Linked DNA regions of Homo sapiens: all the other regions are linked to region 1. Evidence: read pairs that join two places in POLR2A ChIA-PET (ENCODE). Cell type or tissue: Caco-2. All regions are shown on one strand. Links, peaks and the distances in the headings refer to the core of each region. The heading gives the core; the rest is flanking DNA.

What was found. Peaks named below come from ENCODE experiments on the same cell type or tissue, not always from the same donor. Only the 100,000 strongest peaks of a DNase experiment are listed, where the experiment ranks them.
Region 2: POLR2A ChIA-PET joins it to region 1 with 5 read pairs; 3 of 35 experiments call an interaction of 5 or more read pairs at or near these places.
Region 3: POLR2A ChIA-PET joins it to region 1 with 6 read pairs; 2 of 35 experiments call an interaction of 5 or more read pairs at or near these places.

The regions. Positions count from the first base shown.
Region 1 is chr12:54,256,176-54,262,265 of GRCh38, reverse strand. CBX5 (chromobox 5) reads left to right here. Exons shown (of 5, transcript NM_012117.3): 2 at 4,574-4,752. The coding sequence starts at 4,616. Among named protein-coding and RNA genes, the nearest start is that of SCAT2, 3.4 kb to the left of the region's middle. RefSeq lists enhancers at 2,779-2,948, 5,142-5,803. In Caco-2, for the core only: no CTCF peak of the experiment used is centred there; DNase peaks (open chromatin) are centred at 2,625 and 2,965; H3K4me3 peaks cover 901 bases.
Region 2 is chr12:53,738,210-53,744,299 of GRCh38, reverse strand. It overlaps LOC105378250 (a long non-coding RNA gene), which reads right to left and starts at 4,706. Exons shown (of 5, transcript NR_189099.1): 1 at 4,412-4,706. RefSeq lists enhancers at 265-811, 4,292-5,081. In Caco-2, for the core only: no CTCF peak of the experiment used is centred there; no DNase peak of the experiment used is centred there; H3K4me3 peaks cover 557 bases.
Region 3 is chr12:53,977,970-53,983,558 of GRCh38, reverse strand. No RefSeq gene overlaps it. Among named protein-coding and RNA genes, the nearest start is that of HOXC10, 4.4 kb to the left of the region's middle. RefSeq lists an enhancer at 4,129-4,643. In Caco-2, for the core only: no CTCF peak of the experiment used is centred there; DNase peaks (open chromatin) are centred at 4,448 and 5,018; H3K4me3 peaks cover 963 bases.

The DNA of each region.
Region 1 (6,090 bases), core at 1,672-4,171:
TTCTTTCTCTGAAAGGTTTCACCAAAATGTTAGTATTGCTGTCATTCTCTCCTGTTCCTTATTCCTTCACAGAGTTACTATTAGTCTTTTCATTCTGCCATCTTTAAAGTTTGTCTGAGTTTTAAGGAATAAGTATTTTGCCCTTGAGAGAGAACGTACCTACCCTGTTCTCTGAAGGTTTATTCGTTTTCCAGTGCCTAGTTAACAAAGACACTGTTCCTCTTTTTCTTGCTATCTACTAATGTGTTGAGCTGCAGGAGTTACTGCATGTGATATGGTTTACTAGCTTAGGAATTTGGAAGGTCACATATTTTCTTCTGCTGTTGTATTCAGCCCTGACATATTTTTACAGAAGGTTCTTTTTGGGGGACTTAATAGATCTTTGGTTTCAACATAAACTCACTTTTTCCCTCGGAGGTACGTAGGGCAGGTAGTACAGATTTATTTAGCCCGTTTAAATGATGCCGGGGTTAGATGGAAAATTTATTTACTCAGGATAACACATGGCAAGTTAATCAGAGTCAGGATCCTATTTAAATGTTTGTTATTGTTTTTATATCCCTTAATTATGAAAAGTTAAAAGGTAAGAGTTGAAAAATGCCGTTTTTAATTGGAGGTTTGCTGATGGTCCATTCAAATCTGAGGAAATCTTTTGTAATTAAAAAATTTCTGGCCGGGTGCAGTGTCTCATGCCTGTAATCCCAGCACTTTGGGAGGCCCAGGTGGGCGGATCACAAGATGAGGAAATCGAGACCATCCTGGCCAACATGATGAAACCCCATCTCTGCTAAAAATACAAAAATTAGCTGGGCGTGGTGGCACATGCCTGTAATCCCAGCTACTTGGGAGGCTGAGGCAGGAGAATCCCTTGAACCAGGGAGTTGGAGGTTGCAGTAAGCCGAGATGGCGCCACAGCACTCTAGCCTGGTGACAGAGCGAGACTCCGTCTCAAAAAAAAAAAAGAAAAAAGAAAAAAATTTCTACTTTGGTCTTACACCCTATGGTTTCTTCTGTTTGACAGTCGTAATAGTCACCATTGTGCTTCTTCTCAACTGAGTTCTTTTTTTTTTTTTTTTGAGACGGTTTCGCTCTTGTTGCTCAGGCTGGAGTGCAGTGGCGCAGTCTCGGCTCACTGCAACCTCTGCCTCCCAGGTTCAAGCGATTCTCCTGCCTTAGCCTCCCAAGTAGCTGGGATTACAGGCAAGTGCTACTATGTCTGGCTAATTTTTGCATTTTTAGTAGAGATGGGGCGTCACCATGTTGGTCAGGCTGGTCTCGAACTCCTGACCTCAGGTAATCCACCTGCCTCGGCTTCCCAAAGTGCTGGGATTACAGGTGTGAGCCACTGTTCCTGGCTCAACTGAGTTCTTTGCTTTTGATTGTCCCTTTTTCTTACTCTCCTATGGCAGCCACTTCTGGCTTTAAAGTTCCCACATCTATAAAGCAGAGTAGAGTTTTGGAGCTCTCTAAAATGTTCTTTAGAGCCAGAAGAATGGAAAACTTACAGTATTTCAAGTCTCTATATATCTTTTTTATTTATCCTAGTACTCCTTTTCTCAAGTATTGAGACATACTGATACAGAGAGTTGTATATTAATAATGTATCAGGTGATGAATAATTATTTAAAAATCTGTTTTATAACATTATAGAGCAACCTATAAGTGGTTTAAATTTATCAACCATTAGGTTGTGGCAGAACTGCTCTCCTCTTTTTTTTTTTTAAGCTTCTTAGGAATTTTTTTCCACCTAAATTCATTTTGTTTTATTTTTTCGAGACAGTCTCACTCTTGTCGCCCAGGCTGGAGTGCAGTGGTGCGATCTAGGCTCACTGCAACCTCTGCCTCCTGGGTTCAAGCGATTTCTCCTCCCTCAGCCCCCTGAGGAGCTGGGACTATATGCGCCTGCCACCACACCTGGCTAATTTTTTTGTATTTTTAGTAGAGACGGGGTTTCACCACGTTGGTCAGGCTAGTCTTGAGCACGTGACCTCAAATGATTGCCCCGTCCCGGCCTCCCAAAGTTCTGGGATTACAGGCATGAGCCACTGCACCTGGCCCTCCACCTCTAATTTTAGTTAAAAGGGGTTTTTTTTTTTTTTTTTTTTGGTTGTTGTTTTGGTAGTGCTTCATGTCTTTGGATTTTGTCTCTAGTAATCCCCCCAAAGAAGGAAAGTTATATAGTGTCTTTAAAATACTTCCCCTCCCCTGTTTCCTGTTATTTTTCCCCTCAAGCAATTTTAATTAACTGTTCTGTGACAGACGGTAAAATGGGATTGCCCAAAGTGCTCTGGTGGGCTGGATTAAGTGATGGGTGGTTTGTACTGATCGTGTTGTAGAAGGATCGAGCCTTTCCCCTCCCCCTTCAGTTGAGCTGTAATCTTGTTAGATGATCTTAAAATGTTATTGATTAATTCACAGTGCTGTTAGAGGAATAAGCATAAATACTGGATTTAAAACCTAAGAAGTAATTCCCTTAAGCTCTGAATGCCTTAGCCTTGAGGCCAAGAGAGGTACCTTCCAATTTCTCCACCCAGTCTTCACTGAAAAGGAAAGTTAAGCCTTTTAACTTTTCCATTTGCTTCTCCCCCTTAGTGTAGTACTGCTGCCAGTTGCTATGGCAACGGACTGGGACAGCTGCGCAGTGGCGCCCAGGCAGCTGGGTGGGGGCAGGGGAGCTGCCAGCCCGCCAAGACCCAGACCTGGGAGGGGAGGCCCCTCCTGTTAGCCCAGAGGGAAAGAAAGAACTGGGGCGATCCGGTAGGTAAAGGAGGGAACCCCCATTCATTTTCTACCTTTGGGGCTCCTCTTCTGCATGAAGGTATAAAGGGAGATTTTCCTTGTCTCTCCCTCAAAATGAAGAACACATGTAAATCCTTGTTTTTCCTGGTGAGGCAGGGGAGGCCATAGCCACAATGCTTAACTGCATGCATCTAACATGGGGCTGGTTTTAACCCCAGCGCTCTGACCTAAACTGCTCAGCTCCCGGAAATTCCAAGGTGAGTGGTGGTGGGGGTGGGGTACTCTCCCTGGAATATGACATTTCCTGTCTCTGGTGAGGTTGGAGGCTGTTTTATTTTAAATAAAGCACATAAGATATTTTCTTGAAGCTTAGGACTCTTCTAAATTCATGGAAAAATTATTTTAACCCCCCCGCACCTACATTTTGCTACTACTTCCTCTTCCAAATAGAGTATTTTAATAAAAACTTAGTCTTATAGGGCAGTAATGGGTATAGGCAGTTTTTTAGGTGGGCAGACCTATAGCTAATAAGTTCTGGAGATATGGTCTCCAACTATATATTCTTGTAATAATTTTTAAAATTTTGCTAATTTGAAGTGAATTGATAATTGCCACTTTTTATGTGACTTGAACATCATTCTGAGGTTAGTAGTGGGCCCTCCCTGACCCAGTGGTTTTCTGGTCAGGGTGGAAATATTTAGAGGGTGCTGATAAACATCTTTAAAGATTACAGGAAAATAATAATGGAGTTCAGCTAAGAAAACAATTTCTGCTACTCTGTAATCCAGACTGTAGGCACCATTTAGCATGGTTAAGGAAGAATTCTTAAAAATGATTATGGAACAACAACATGGGAATTTTTAAAACTAGATTCTCTGTTGAGTACCCCCTGGTGTGCATATTTCTGAGCTTAACTCAATTTCCATTTGTGTTTCCTTGCTTCAGCTTTCCTTGGGCCTATGAATGGTTCCTCTGTATTTTGAGGAGGCTTCATGTTGATGCTGAGTCTGGGGCCAGACTTCTTTTTCCTCCTCCTCTTCCTTTGGCCCTGAGTCAACTTCAGTTAAGAGGGAGAGGTACCTTCTTAACTATTTGGGTTAGTTGCATCTTGGGAATTACTGAATAATCTAGTGACTAATTTTGAATTTTAGGACTGAAAAATTTTTTCTCCTTTCTGCCTCCCTCCCATCCCCAAATTAGCTTTCTAAAAAGGAAGATTAGTGTGTTTGAGATGTCAGCCTTGCTTTTGTGAGCTGATGGATGCTCTGAAGGGACAAGCTCAATTTGTTTAAGGGAAATGTACCAAGTCACTGAAAATGTGGTGAAAGGTGCCTAAGCAAGCCTTTTTTGTGTGCTGCTAAGAGACTGGGCAAGATGCTCAGAGCACAGAAAACTCATATTTTAGTGGCTTTTCTTTTTTCATTTTTATAAAGACGCTTATTCACCTTGGAGAAAAAGGTTTTAATTTTATCTTGGTTCATTTAACTAAAGATTTTGCACATTTCTGTTTGAGTTCCTGGCTTGTAAACAGTTACAAACATAGCCAGGAATAACATACCACACTACTTGTCTTTTGGAATCTGAAATAGAAGAGTTAAACAGTTGTGCCTTCTAATAATTTTGGTCTCTTTAGCCGAAGAGGAGGTTGTAGTTGAGGAAGTGAAGACTGATTCATTTTTAAATTAAACTCTTAGGACTCATCTGTAGAATGATTTGAGACTCAAGAGCAGGGCACATGGCAACTCAGTGTTATCCCCTTTTCATCCCATCAAGAAAAGACAAAGTTTTTAACTCCTCACATGGATTCTAACCATTTTGTCCTTTGCCTTTGCAGGGACCTGGTGGCCTTAGTCTTTCAGGTGGAACGGTGTGCGACATGGGAAAGAAAACCAAGCGGACAGCTGACAGTTCTTCTTCAGAGGATGAGGAGGAGTATGTTGTGGAGAAGGTGCTAGACAGGCGCGTGGTTAAGGGACAAGTGGAATATCTACTGAAGTGGAAAGGCTTTTCTGAGTAAGTTCCTTTTTTCCCCCAGGCGTTGGGACTCTGTAGAGATAGATACCTTTGGTTTACTTCCTTAGGAATCACAAGCATTTTTGTCTTTTTCTTCCCCCTCCTGCACTCTTCCTAAGAGTTAGAAGACACAGCAGTAAAGAAAACAAAATCTCTCCGCTTGTGGAGCTTACGTTCTAATGATACTGCTTTTGAAAGGCAGTATAATGAATTGGTTAGGAGCACAGACTCGAGAGTCAGATTGCTTGGGTCTAGATTCTAACTCCACCACTTATGATACAAACTGGATGGCCTTGGCTAATTTCCTTAATCATTTTATCTCCTCAGTGAAATAAGGATAAGCAGTAGTGCTTATAAGGCCAGGCGTGGTGGCTTGCACTCTAATCTCAGCACTTTGGGAGGCTGAGGCGGGTGGATCACCTGAGGTCAGGAGTTTGAGACCAGCCTGGCCAACATGGTGAAACTCCATCTACTAAAAATAAAAAAATTAAGTGTGGTGGCAGGTCCCTGTAATCCCAGCTACTCCAGAGGCTGAGGTAGGAGAATCACTTGAACCTAGGAGGCGGAGGTTGCAGTGAGCCAAGATTGCGCCACTGCACTCCAGCCTGGGTGACTGTGTTTTTAGTAGAGGCAGGGTTTTGTCATGTTACTCAGGCTGGTCTCGAACTTCCAGGCTCAAGTGAGCCACCTGCCTTGGCCTCCCAAAGTGCTGGGATTACAGCCGTGAGCCACCGTGCCTGGCTGTGAAATTAATTTTAATAATATTTTATTTAACCTAATACGTGAAAAATACTATTTCAGCGTTAATCAGTACAAAAGTTATTAATGAAATTTGTGTGTGTGTGTGTGCTAAGACTTGAAAATCTGGGATGTATTTTATACTTTATAGTGCATCTCCATTCAAACTAGCTGCATTTCAAATAGGCACATGTGGCTAGTGGTTACCATATTGGATGGCACAGCTCCTGCAGTCTAGGACCTAAATACACTAAAAGATACAGTGGTTTACCAATACTTTTGGATAAAGGCTATGTGTCAAGAACCTTTGAAACATACTGGAGGTTATTTCATTACATGACTCAAGGTTTCTCATCTGGAGAATTATTGGCGTTGTAGGTGGGATCATTCATGCATTGCAGGATGCTTAGCATCTCTAGCACCCAGAGTGCAAGTATGGGTAGCACAACAATCAGAAGATGCCCTCTGTTTGTAGAGAGGAGTGGTATCACAGCTTCCACTAGAGATGAGAACTGTTAAAGTTTGAGAGACCTCTAGAGCACTAACAGATAGGAACTAAAGTAACACCAGAAGATTTTGAAGATGTTTATTGGGCCCATT
Region 2 (6,090 bases), core at 2,148-4,647, 520 kb after region 1:
GAACCTAGGATTTTCTGAATAGGACCAATGAACTGAGCATGATGGGATTAAGGAGCCTGGAGAAGGTGGGAGACTCACTGACTGGGGGTGGAGAGGAGCTATGAAAAAGCCGTGCAACAGTCACAGGCAGAGCATCCAAATACACTTTGGGACTTACAGGAACTTCTGCAGATCAGACCTCAGCTCCTTCTGCTTCAGTTTCAGGCTGTTGCCCTTTTAGGGTTTTTGTTTTTGTTTTTGTTTTTGTTTTAGGGAAGGAGGATTAGAACAATAGGTTTGAGACTGAAGGACAGTGTTTTAATTCTCTGTCTCCATCCTTAAGTGTCCTTGCTACTTGGCAGGTTTCTACTTCCCTGTCAGTCAGGAATTAGGAGACCCCAATGTCAATTTGGAAATCTGAGGTTTGCTACCCTCATAATGTACACCTCTGCCATCATCTCCTCCTCCCTCTCCAGAAGATCCCACTTTCAGCGCAGGGACCCCAATCCTGCAGTTCTCCGTATCTGCCACAAGGTGGCAGCCAAAGCATCGATTGATCCAGAGCTAGACCTGGTGCCTCACTAGAGCCAGGACCCATTCTCCACTCACCCCTTCCCCACCTGGGGGCTGCCAACCCCGAAGGACCCAGGAAAGGAGAAACGTTCTGGAAGGACTCCAGCTCTTCGGATAAATGGGCTGGGTGAGGATTGGGAGGGAGAAGGAAAGGGAAGGTGCAAGGGAAACCGGAGAAACACAAACCGGAGAAACACGAACCTGGAAGTGGGGGAGCAGGCAGTCAGGTGCGGTGAGAAGCCCAAGTTGAGAATCACAGAGGGGCTGCCTGCCGCTGCCCACACCACACCCAGCGCCCCAGGGGCTCCAGCACAGCAGCCTAGAGCTGTTAACTTGCCCAGAGGCAACCAGAGCAGAAGTACCAGGAGCTGGGGTTGGGGGAGCCTACACCAGAGTAAGCCACCAAGATCCGGTCAGGGAAAGGGTCTGCGCCACCTCCTCCTCCTCAGTATGAGACCATGAGACCCAACGGGACTCCGTTATCCCTGCCATTCCCAGAAAACATTAAACAGGGAAGGGTTCAGTCAATCTCCCCTGCAGCACTGATTCTCCTGGTGCGGGAAGAGGGTCCTGGAAGACAGGAAAGAAGAAAGAAGGCAGATCCCTAGAGAGAAGAAAAACAGCCCTGCTCACAGGGAGGTGCCAGTATGTGGGGAACAGGCAAGATAACAGGAAGAGGCCTGCAAGCACCTTGGCAGTGGTTTCGAAAGGAAACATTTGGGATCCGGAACCAGGAGGATCAGTCAAGGAGGGCTTCCTAGAGGAGGACAGTATGGGACAATCTTGTAAAATGCTGAGAGGCTGGTCTGGAAAAAGGAGAGAGATAGTTCAGGCTGAAGACAGACTATATGTATGAAACTATTTGGGGTCAGGGGACGACTAAATACGTGGATGGCTGCTCAGGTGGAGCTTAGAGACCACACCACCCTGCAGCGGGAGAATGGGGAGTTGAAGGAACAGGCATGGTGCATGTGAGGCAATGAGGCCTCAAGACCCAGCTGGCACAGCTGGGCAGCACCTGGGCCTAGCTGAATATCCTCCCTCTCCCCGACCCCCACATAGCCAGGAGAATAAGAACAGAATATAGGATCCTCCAAACAGGGCACAAGAAGGACTCCTAGACCAGGAGTCAGGGGCCTGGGTTTTTCAGAAGCAGCTACTGCATAACAGGGGACACTGGGTAAATCTTCCCCCCTCTGAGGACTCTGGCTGCTGTCTGTACAGGCTGAAACTGATGCTCTCTGACCTCCCTTTTCTGAGACTGTCCTGTTGATGACTGCCCTCCTCCCAAAGAATGATCTGACTCATCTGTGACCTGCCAGGCTTTAGTCCTCCTTCTCTCAGTGTCCCTATACTCCAGACACACTCCTCCATCCAGAAGAAATTATTCCATTTCTGTGGTGGAGGGATGGAGGTGCAAGGCCCCAGTTTCACGAACTTAGCCTGGGCCTATTGGGCATCAAACATGACAAAGAGGATCTGAAGTTAGACTCAAGGAAGAACTTCCCAACACAAGTGGCCTGAAAACCTCAGCTTGTGTGAAGTGCATTAAGAATATATACTAGTGGCCGGCCAGGCACGGTGGCTCACACCTGTAATCCCAGCACTTTGGGAGGCCGAGGCAGGCAGATTATGAGGTCAGGAATTTGAGACCGACCAGCCTGACCAACATGGTGAAACCCCATCTCTACTAGAAATACAAAAATTAACCGGGCATGGTGGCGTGTGCCTGTAATCCCAACTACTCAGGAGGCTGAGGCAGGAGAATCGCTTGAACCCGGGAGGCAGAGGTTGCAGTGAGCCAAGATGGTGCCACTGCACTCCAGCCTGGGCAACAGAGTGAGACTCTGTGTCAAAAAAAAAAAAAGAAAGAAAAAGAAAAAGAAAGAAAGAAAGAAGTAATATATACCAATGGCGTCCAAGAGACCAGGAAACTGTTTTGGACCTCTGAATAGTGCCAATGAGACAGAGAGAAGTTTTGACTGTGGTTATGGTCCTCCTAGTTAGAAGGTTGCACATAAAGACTTCTGGGGGCCGGGCGCAGTGGCTCACGCCTGTAATCCCAGCACTTTGGGAGGCCAACGCAGGCAGATCACGAGGTCAGGAAATCCAGACCATCATGGCTAACACGGTGAAACCCCGTCTCTACTAAAAATACAAAAAATTATCCTGGCGTGGTGGTGGGCGCCTGTAGTCCCAGCTATTCAGGAGGCTGAGGCAGAAGAATTGCTTGAATCTGGGAGGCAGAGCTTGCAATGAGCCGAGATAGCACCACTGCTCTCCAGCCCGGGTGACAGAGCGAGACTCCATCTCAAAAAAAAAAAAAAAAAAAAAAGACTTCTGGTAATTCTACCACCCTGAAGTGGAGTAGGGTGAATCTAGAGTTAGGAAGTGCAGGTTGGTTAGAAGCTAATGGTCAAAACCTGTGGAGTGGGTGGCAGAGGAGAGAAGTGAGTAGGCCTGAATTCTTCACAGACTAGGCAGCCTCCCGTCCTGACCCCACCTCTTTATCACCCTCCCAGGTCAGACCAGAGCCTCTGAGCACTTCCAATTCAAACCCTGATTGAAGGCCTCAGATCCTAGTCTCCATCTCAGACCCCGGACCCTGATGCTGTCCCCCTGTGCCTGGAAGGGCAAAAGCACACACTTCTCAGGCTCCCCAACCAAGTAGGAACAGCCTTCCTCTCCTGGCCTCCCACCTCAGCATCACCACATACCACATGCTGGAACCTGCTAGAGATTTGCATAAATCAAAGATATCTTCACCTGAGTCTTCCAGCTCCCCCAAGGCACACCACATGCACACATACACATATGCACACGTTCGCCTGCACACATGCAGATACACAGGTGCATACTCATACATGCATCATACATGGACACACATAACCTCAAAATACAAGCATATGCACACACACCCTCATCACAAACACTCTCACATACATGCAACATACACATACTCATAAACTCACCCACATTTACAGACACACATCACATGCAAACTTACACATACTCACTCATCAAACACACTTGTTCACACTCATGCGCACATCCTCTGCTATTCCTTTCTACTGACTAAGGATCAAGAACCCAGGCTTCTAGATTCTAGAGATTTAGAATGTCCAGCAGAATGCATGTAAACTCACAGGAAACCTATTTTGAGTTTCTTAGCCCAAACTAGAACTTCTTTACCATATCCTCTTCCCTGCCTCCAGATCTCTGGACCTCTGGTCCAGATCACGGAAATGGAGCCTGCAAAGGTAACTCATTCATTCATGCAACAGACGTTTTCGAACACCTGCCACCTATGTGCAGGAAGCTGAGGTAGACACATAAAAGCATAAGAACTTCTGCCCCCTAGTGTAGTGGAAAGAGCAAGAGCTCATGAGACAAGGACCTGAGTTCAAATACTGCCTCCGTCTCAACAAGCTGTGTTACCTTGGGAACATTACATAACCTCTCTGAGCCTCAGTTTCATCACCTGTAAGGTGAGGTTAATAAAACCCAGTAATGCTGTGAGGAGTAAAAGGCAGGGAAAACCTCCAACAGCAATGTGCCCACCCATGAAAAGGGTCCCCATTCCCTTCCCTAGCCCCTGCAGTGGAGGTGGAGGGAGAGCGGCTCCCCAACACCCTCCCTGTCCTGCCGTCACTGAAGCAGAAACCCAGTCTCCTTCAGCCTCAGACCCCACAGGTGCGCAAACTTCGGGAAACTTAATCTCGGACTTGGGCAGCTCCGATCTGACTCCCCCGCCCCCGCCCTCGCCCTCGGCCCCCGCCCCCGCCCTCGCCCTCGGCCCCCGCCCCTCCTGGTCCATCATGCCTCTCGCCCGTTTGCAGGTCGCGTTTTCCGTAATAACCTTTAATGCGGCTGGCCACGGCCCAAATGTTCGCGATGGAGTGCTGGGCCCCGCGCATCAGATGGACGATGAAGTGTTAATCATCCCCCAGGGAGCCGTCCCGCGGAAAGTCGTCATTAATTTCTCTGAATTACACCAATTCCGAGACATTCTTTATGGACAGACAGTGCGGGAGACAGTTATATGACAGGACTTGCTGTGCTAAGCAGATGTGGGAGAGATTGCGTCGCCCCATGAATACTAAACAATCGCTCCGAAGAAACCCCACTAGCTTCTGCGCTCAGAGCTGGGACTCGGCTTACTCCGTCTCCCACCCTGATGGGCACACCCCTGCAGGTGCCTGGGGTTGGAGAAGGAGGGCTGGCGCCCATCCCTGCTGCATAGGTGGCCTCCTCGGCTCCCCTCCGAAGTCAGGCCTCGGCCACAGAGCAAGAAGTGGCTCTGGGGCTCTCACCCTCACCTTCCTGGGACCCTGCAAGGACCCACAAACACCCTTGCCTTCCCTGCCATAGCCTTTGCTCCCTGCATTCCTTCCAGGGCCTGAACTGCTTCTAAACGTCTTGCTGTCTCCCCTCTCTCCGACTCTGATCCTCCTCTAGCTCATCACCCAGACGACTCACTACCTGCTCGTTTCTGAGTCTTCATCCCGCTTCTCCCACCTCCCATCCTGCCCCGCCTCCATCCCTCCGACCCCCTCTTCCTGCCCACCTCCCACTCTGCTCACTTCCCCAGCCTGACCACTTTCCACCCTACCCAGGCTGCCTGCCCATCTCCCCAAAGAACCCCGCCTGGCAGTGGGCATAGCTTTCCCATTCCCTCCCTCGCTCTAACCGGCTGCACCCTACACTGTGCCCCATTTCAAGTCATCTCTCCTACATCTGCTTTCACACCTCGCTCACCCTTCAGAATCTAGCGGGGGAGGGACAAAGTTCAGAGCAGAATGAAAGGAAGGGGGTGTGACCCTTTTCTCTCTCCTCCTGCCCTCTGCCTGCTCTCCTCTCTTCTTTCTGGGATACTGGGAGGGGAGTCAACGAGAGCTGGGGACACCTCCCCACCAGCAGAGTGGTGGGCGCCAGGGAGTGGGGGAGAAGGAAGAGGGTGGCCGGGGAAACCTGCCTAGGCGATGGGTCCCACCTGGAGAAAGCCCCGCCCACCACAACGAGCTCCACCTCCCCTGAGCGGCGGGGGAGGCTCCGCCCTAAGGCCGAAGGGTCCTCCTTGGCAGCCCGGGGACCTTGGGAGGGCCAGGTTTCTCGGTCACCCCAGGCCACTGTCCCTCGGGGGAGGACAGAGGCAAGTGCACACTGTTCCTGTCAGGCCGTCCCTCCGCCTTTGCCGGAGGGAGGACCCCCTCAGCGCCTTGCGCGGGTCTGGGGGAGAGGAAGGAAAGTGCGCAGCCTCTGCGTCTTTCCTCCTCGCAGGTAATTTATGTCTGAGAGCGGAGCAGATGGCGGGTAATTTAGCAATTACCGTGTGCGGGAACGGGACTCGCGCCTCCACATGGAAGCCAAAGATTCCCCGCCGCAGTCTCATCTCATTTGCTGCCTGTTTTCTCTATTTTGTCTCCCCTTCCCCCGCCACACCTCGCTGAATCCCAAAACTCAGGCGGAGGGGATCTCCTGCTCGGGGTCCCATTTCATCCTGACCCCTCTCGACATCAGGCCTAGGTTTTCTGCCTC
Region 3 (5,589 bases), core at 3,077-5,576, 280 kb after region 1:
CGGCCAGGGGAGATTTGAAATGGTTTTGTGTTTTCATATGCAGGGTCACCGTGGCCTCAGCATGGGGGTTATCCAGGGCAAGGTTAGGCTGTTTAGGCCCCAGACTTGGGACAGTCCGGGCAGCAGTCAATCCAGGGAGCCATTTGTCCCACCGCCCATCCCGCGGGAAACGGGCGAGACTTTATGGCCACTCTGTTTGTATTATCTGCATTAGTCTTTCCCCACCAGTTTGATCGAAACCGTTCCCTTTTACGAGGACCCAACGAAAATTTCCCGTCATATTTATCAGCCAGGGATAAAAATTTAGTATGGGAACTGATATTTCCTCATTTATGGGACGATGAAATTAAATACCAAAGCAATTGAGAATTATATGGCTTTGGGGGTTCCCTCCCCCCTCTTTCACGTCTCCTTTATTTTCCTGCCTGGTGTGCTTTTCCCAGGAATTTAGCGTCCCAGTTCCCTACCCTTACCCCCCACTTTGGAGTCTGGTGGGTCCTTTTCCCCACGGCCAAGTGGCCCTTGGCCACCTCAGCCTTTTCTTTTTTTTTTTCTCTGGGTGTTAGTAGCTGGGGGCCAGGACAGTGCTACCCGAGCCTCTGCCCAGGCCAGCCAGGACAGGCTGGGATCAGAGAAAGGTTTCCAGGGAAGAGCCGCAAAGGGTTTGAGCCCAGCCTGGGAGGGGGTGAAGGAGTCGGCAGGAAAGGGTGAAGGAGATAAACTTCAGACAAGCCCCAAGGCGTAGCCTGGGGAACCAGCAGACAGGGAGCAGACCCATCGGCCTCAGGGGTCCCACCACCCAACCTCTTTCCAAGCCCACCTCTCACCTTAGCCAAGGGAGAGGACAGAGTCGCTTCGGAATTATCGCCATCATTAATGAAAATAATACTCCAGGGAGGAGCCTCCCGCCTCGACTCCCACCTCCTCACAAGACAGAATAGTGTTTAAAGTTGAAATAATTAGAAGTATGATAAACACGGCCGATTAATGAAAAAAGAAATCAAATTCATCAGCCTAAGTGGGACCCCCGGTGGGACAAATGTTTGCCTCTAATTACGCAAGATAAACGAAAACCCGGTGCTGCTAAACTAGAGCCCGCTCGGACGCAGACCTGAATAACTTGTTGGGTTTTCACAGACTTTGAGATTCTGCTTCAGTGGAGGTAAAAGGAAGGAAAAAGTGAGTGTTTTATCCTGGCGAAGGGAGCATTTGTGCGGGCCTGGGTCCCAGCCCTGCCCCCTTGGGCTCGGTCTTTCCCGAGGCCACGAGCAAAGGCTGTTTCGGTCCTATTGTCCGGGCCTGGCGTTCAAAGGCATGCGGGCCGCCACAGCGACCCCGCCTGCCGCCACTGCCAGGCACCCACCGCCCTGCCCCACAGGGCCAAGATCCTTCAGCCTGTGCCCTTGGCAACTGGATTAGGATCCAGGGGAGGCCTGTGTTGCTAGAATCACCCACATATGGACTTTTATTAATCCATTTCCCCAACTTTCCGAGGGCGCTGAGACACCTATGCCTATGCCTACGTCTGGGGCTCCCCCCTCTTACCTCAACTTGGGAACATGAAAATCCAGGGGCTGCAAGCCACAGTGGGGCTCAAGCTGTGCATACGACCTGACAAATCCCACCCAGGGCCAATGCCCTGGCCCCTTTCTCCCTTCCCGGGTACCCAGATCCTGGAAAGGCAACAAGGACGGGGCTGGGCCTCCTTCTGTCTGTGGGGCTGTGAGCAATGCAGAGGAGGAGGGTTCAGGAGCTCTGTGAATACTCTGGGAGGATCCAGCGGGTTCCACAGGGCAGCCCAAGGGCTGGGGCGCTAGGGGTCCCCACGTGAAAGCAGAAGAAGGAAAATATGCTCAATGAACAAAAAAGGACCTTTGTTGCTTTCTTGGCTGTAGCCCTCAACACACCCCAGAAGCACCCTGGTTTCTCCAGCAAAAAATTGGAGTTTCCCCAACAGGTTAAGAAAGTCAACTGGGAAATTCTGAAGATGAAGTGAAAAAGGAAGAATGTCTTTCCCTTTTGGGTTAAATAATAAAATAAAAATAAAGTGTGTGTATTGAAATCTTTTTAAGCAAAGAGGAAACAGAATCACACCAGAGATTGCAGGTTTTTTCCTCTTGCTTTGGAGGCCGAGATAAATCCTTCCCTTCCCAAAACTTGAAGAAAAGATTCGCTTTTCTTCTTCACTAGCACCAGGCTCTGCCCCAGCTGAATTGGGAGCAGGGAAATTCCAGGCAAAATTCGGAATGCCCAGAGACCCAGAAAAGAAAAAGATTTTCAAACAGGTACTAGAGGGAGGTAGGAGGCTGAGGACACTTAGCAGGGCCTCTGGTCTACTGTGGACCTCACAGCCCCCCAGGCAGCTCGGCCAGCAGAATCTCTCACGTCTTGACATTGCACACACTTGCACACAGATGCTACGGAGTTCAGCATCTATACACGTGTCTAACTTGCACTTAAATATGTGTACACAGCCACAGATATTCACTTTTACCCAAAGTGCTGTCTAAGATCTCCGAATCCCGAATTCTAATAACCCGCGCCAGTCTGACTGCTTCCTGGCCCTGCCGAAGCTGGCCAGTTATTTAATTTTGTCCCCTGAATTGAAACCAGACCGAAGACACCTCGGAGAGAAGCTTTGGGAGGAGGGTGGGAGGATGTCTTAGGGGCAGGCCCTGCCCCCCACTTTAGTGGTTTGCTTCTAAGTTGCCCCCAGTAAGTCAGGTTTCTAGCTAGAGTCGGGGCTGTGGTTAGGCTGGCTTGCTCCGGAGAAAAACACCGAACCTTTCTTACCGGTTAAGTTCCTTTTCAAAGATCTCTGTTTGCCTTCCTTTCCTTTCTTATTTTTCTTTTTTTTTCTTCTCTTCTTTCTTTCCTTCTTGTTTCATCCTTCTCTTTTCTCTTTATTTGCTTCTTTCTGTTTTTCTTTTTCTTTTTTCTTCCTGTAATTTATTTTTTCCTACTTTTTCCAATCCTTTCTCTTTCTTGTCTTCCTTATTTCTCCCATTTCCTTGTTTCCTTCTTTCTTTATTATACAATTAATTCTTTGCTCTTTTCTCTCTCCAATTATTTCCTTCCCCCTGACTTTCTTTCCTAGCCTTTCTTATTTTTCTCTGGTGTGCTGGGCTTAGTGAGGGGGACAGCACCAGGCTCAGTCGCATGCCTCCCTAGCCCAGCTGCTAAGGCTTGGAGTTGACCTTCTCCCGCCTACAGCCTTAGCTCAGCTCCTCCTCACAAGGCGAAGTGTAGGGCTGCCAGTCATCAGCAGCCAGGCCCCAGCAGTCGCCATTAGAGGGAGGAAAAATAGGATTCTGGGGCACATCCACACTAGTGCTGATGGCTTCTTGAAGTGCTAGGATTCAGGGGTCATGTATTTTCACTTCCATCACCCCAAAGGAGGCTTGTCTACCAGGCCTACCTTTGGAGAAGTCTGTCCCATCTTTGTCCTGACCTCCGGAGCTGAAACATTAAAATGGCCCAAAGTTGAGCCCAGTTGGTGCTCCCAAGGCTGGAGTCAGGGGAAATGAGCGAGTGGGATTTTGTCAGTCCCAGGTTGAGGGGCAGGTCCAGGGGTCATCCGTGGGCAAGGCCATCTCCCACATGGCCGCCTTTGTTCTCTGCTCCTGGACTGCAGCCCTGCTGGGCCCTCTGTCTCCTTTGGTCCTGCAACCACTGCAACCTCTGGGCAGGAGTTTCCTGGTATTTTGGATTCTTTCTTCAAACCCATTGTCGACTTCACAGGCGGCAGGCAGGAAGGCAGGGCTATGTGTGCAGAGACCCTCCCAAATCAGCAGTCTGAGTCAAGGTTATGGGTCTTTGCTTTGTGCAGTGGGTTGGAGGGGTGCGGTGCAGAGAGATGTGTGTGTGTGTGTGTGTGTGTGTGTGTGTGTGTGTGTGTGTGTGGAGAGAGAGGGAGAGAGAGAGAGTAGTGCCTACAGGAGAACAAGAGGGTGTGATGGGGGAAGGTCTTGTCATGCTGATATTGTCCAAACTTTTAGAGTTTGTAAAGGTGCAAGAGCAGAGTGGACAGGACTCTGTCCAAAGAGGCTCCAAAGCTGAGTCCAAGATGGGCTTTAGGAAGGATTGACTCAGATCTTCAAGCCTTTTTGCCTTAGACAGAGAAAGGCAGCTCCATACACTCCCTTCCCTGCACTGCCACCCCTCAGAGCCCCTCTCTCCCCTGCCTTTCAAAGACCTGTGATTTCATCCTATGGCAAGACCAAAACTTACTTTTTTTTTTTTAAGGGATGGGGAATCTTGTAAAATTTTTATGCCAAACAAAGTTATAAAAACTTCCTGGGCGTTGCCTTTTCCAAAGGTTTATATGAATAATAAAGAGTGCAGTCGCGTGCACTGGTTCTGGCGGGCTCTCAGTAGGGAGGGGTTAGCAAACAGCATTATCCAACCCTGGGGCACCAGAAAACCCCAGTAGCTCCCCCCTTCAGGGAATACTGGCCCAGAAACAATTGCCCTACGGATTCCTGAGAGAGGCGGGGAAAGCGAAGGGGTGGTGCCCTTGACTCCCTTGAAGTTCAAAGTTCTTCTTTACTCTTAAGAGAAGAGCCCTTTCTGCTCTCAGCCCACTCGAGAAATTAGCCCAAGGTAGTTTCTCCCCTTCTGGTTGAGAACTGGCTCTAGGTATTCCCAACTCTGTTCACCTTTCAGACACCTGGTTTGCACCTTTTGCTCCCCCAGAACAGGGCTCCCCAATCTTTCCATCTGGGACAACTAGAGCCAGGGAGTTTTCTCTCAGAGGTGCTTGGCAGGGGTTTCGAGTCTTCTTACAAGGGGCCCTTGCATCGCCATTCCTCAGCCACCTAAGAGTCTAAGTGACAAAGAAACCCCAAACTCAAGGCTACTCCTAAACCCATTTCTCATTTCGAGTGCCCTTGATTCCTCCTGCACCCCAAAGCCCATGGTGGAAGGGGGAGGGGCCCAGAGTGCTCTCTCAGCCCACACCACTTAATACCCTTGTAAACTCCCACGTGCACTATAAACTTGGATTTTTACAACCAGCATTCCTCCTTAGCTCCGGGAAACTTTGAACTCGGCCTCAGGTTTATTTACTGGGGCGGGGGGGTGGGGTGGGCGCGGCGGGGAGGAAAGGGGCTGGGGTGCTGGGAGCTGAGAAAGGCTGGAGAAAAGAGGAAAAATGTGGGGCAACGGGCTGAGGAGGTGGGGGTCTGAGTGTGTTGGGAGAGCCAAGACCCTCCACTACAGGTTTGTTTACTATTTAGGGCGGAAGTGGTTTCTAATACAGGCCAGACTGGGTCGTTAAGGTCGAAATGAAACTGGGTTTAGAAACGTGAGGGGGTGCTTTATGGCAGCGTCTAGACGAGGATCTTTTGTTCCCGGGCAGTGCTGCGGCTAGAGGGGATTACCCCAAGAGGTTGAGCCCAGAGTGCCCCTGACCTGCAAGGGGGGTTGGACACCTTGGGAGACGGAAGGTGGGTTTGTTTGGGGGCCAAAAAACCCTTTTTCCTCCTTTTTAGAGGGTCACCAAGGACTGGCAGATTCCTGGCTTGGGTCACAGAAGCCTTTGTTTTTCTTTCATGATGACCTTCTCCTCTCATCCACCAGAACTCTCTT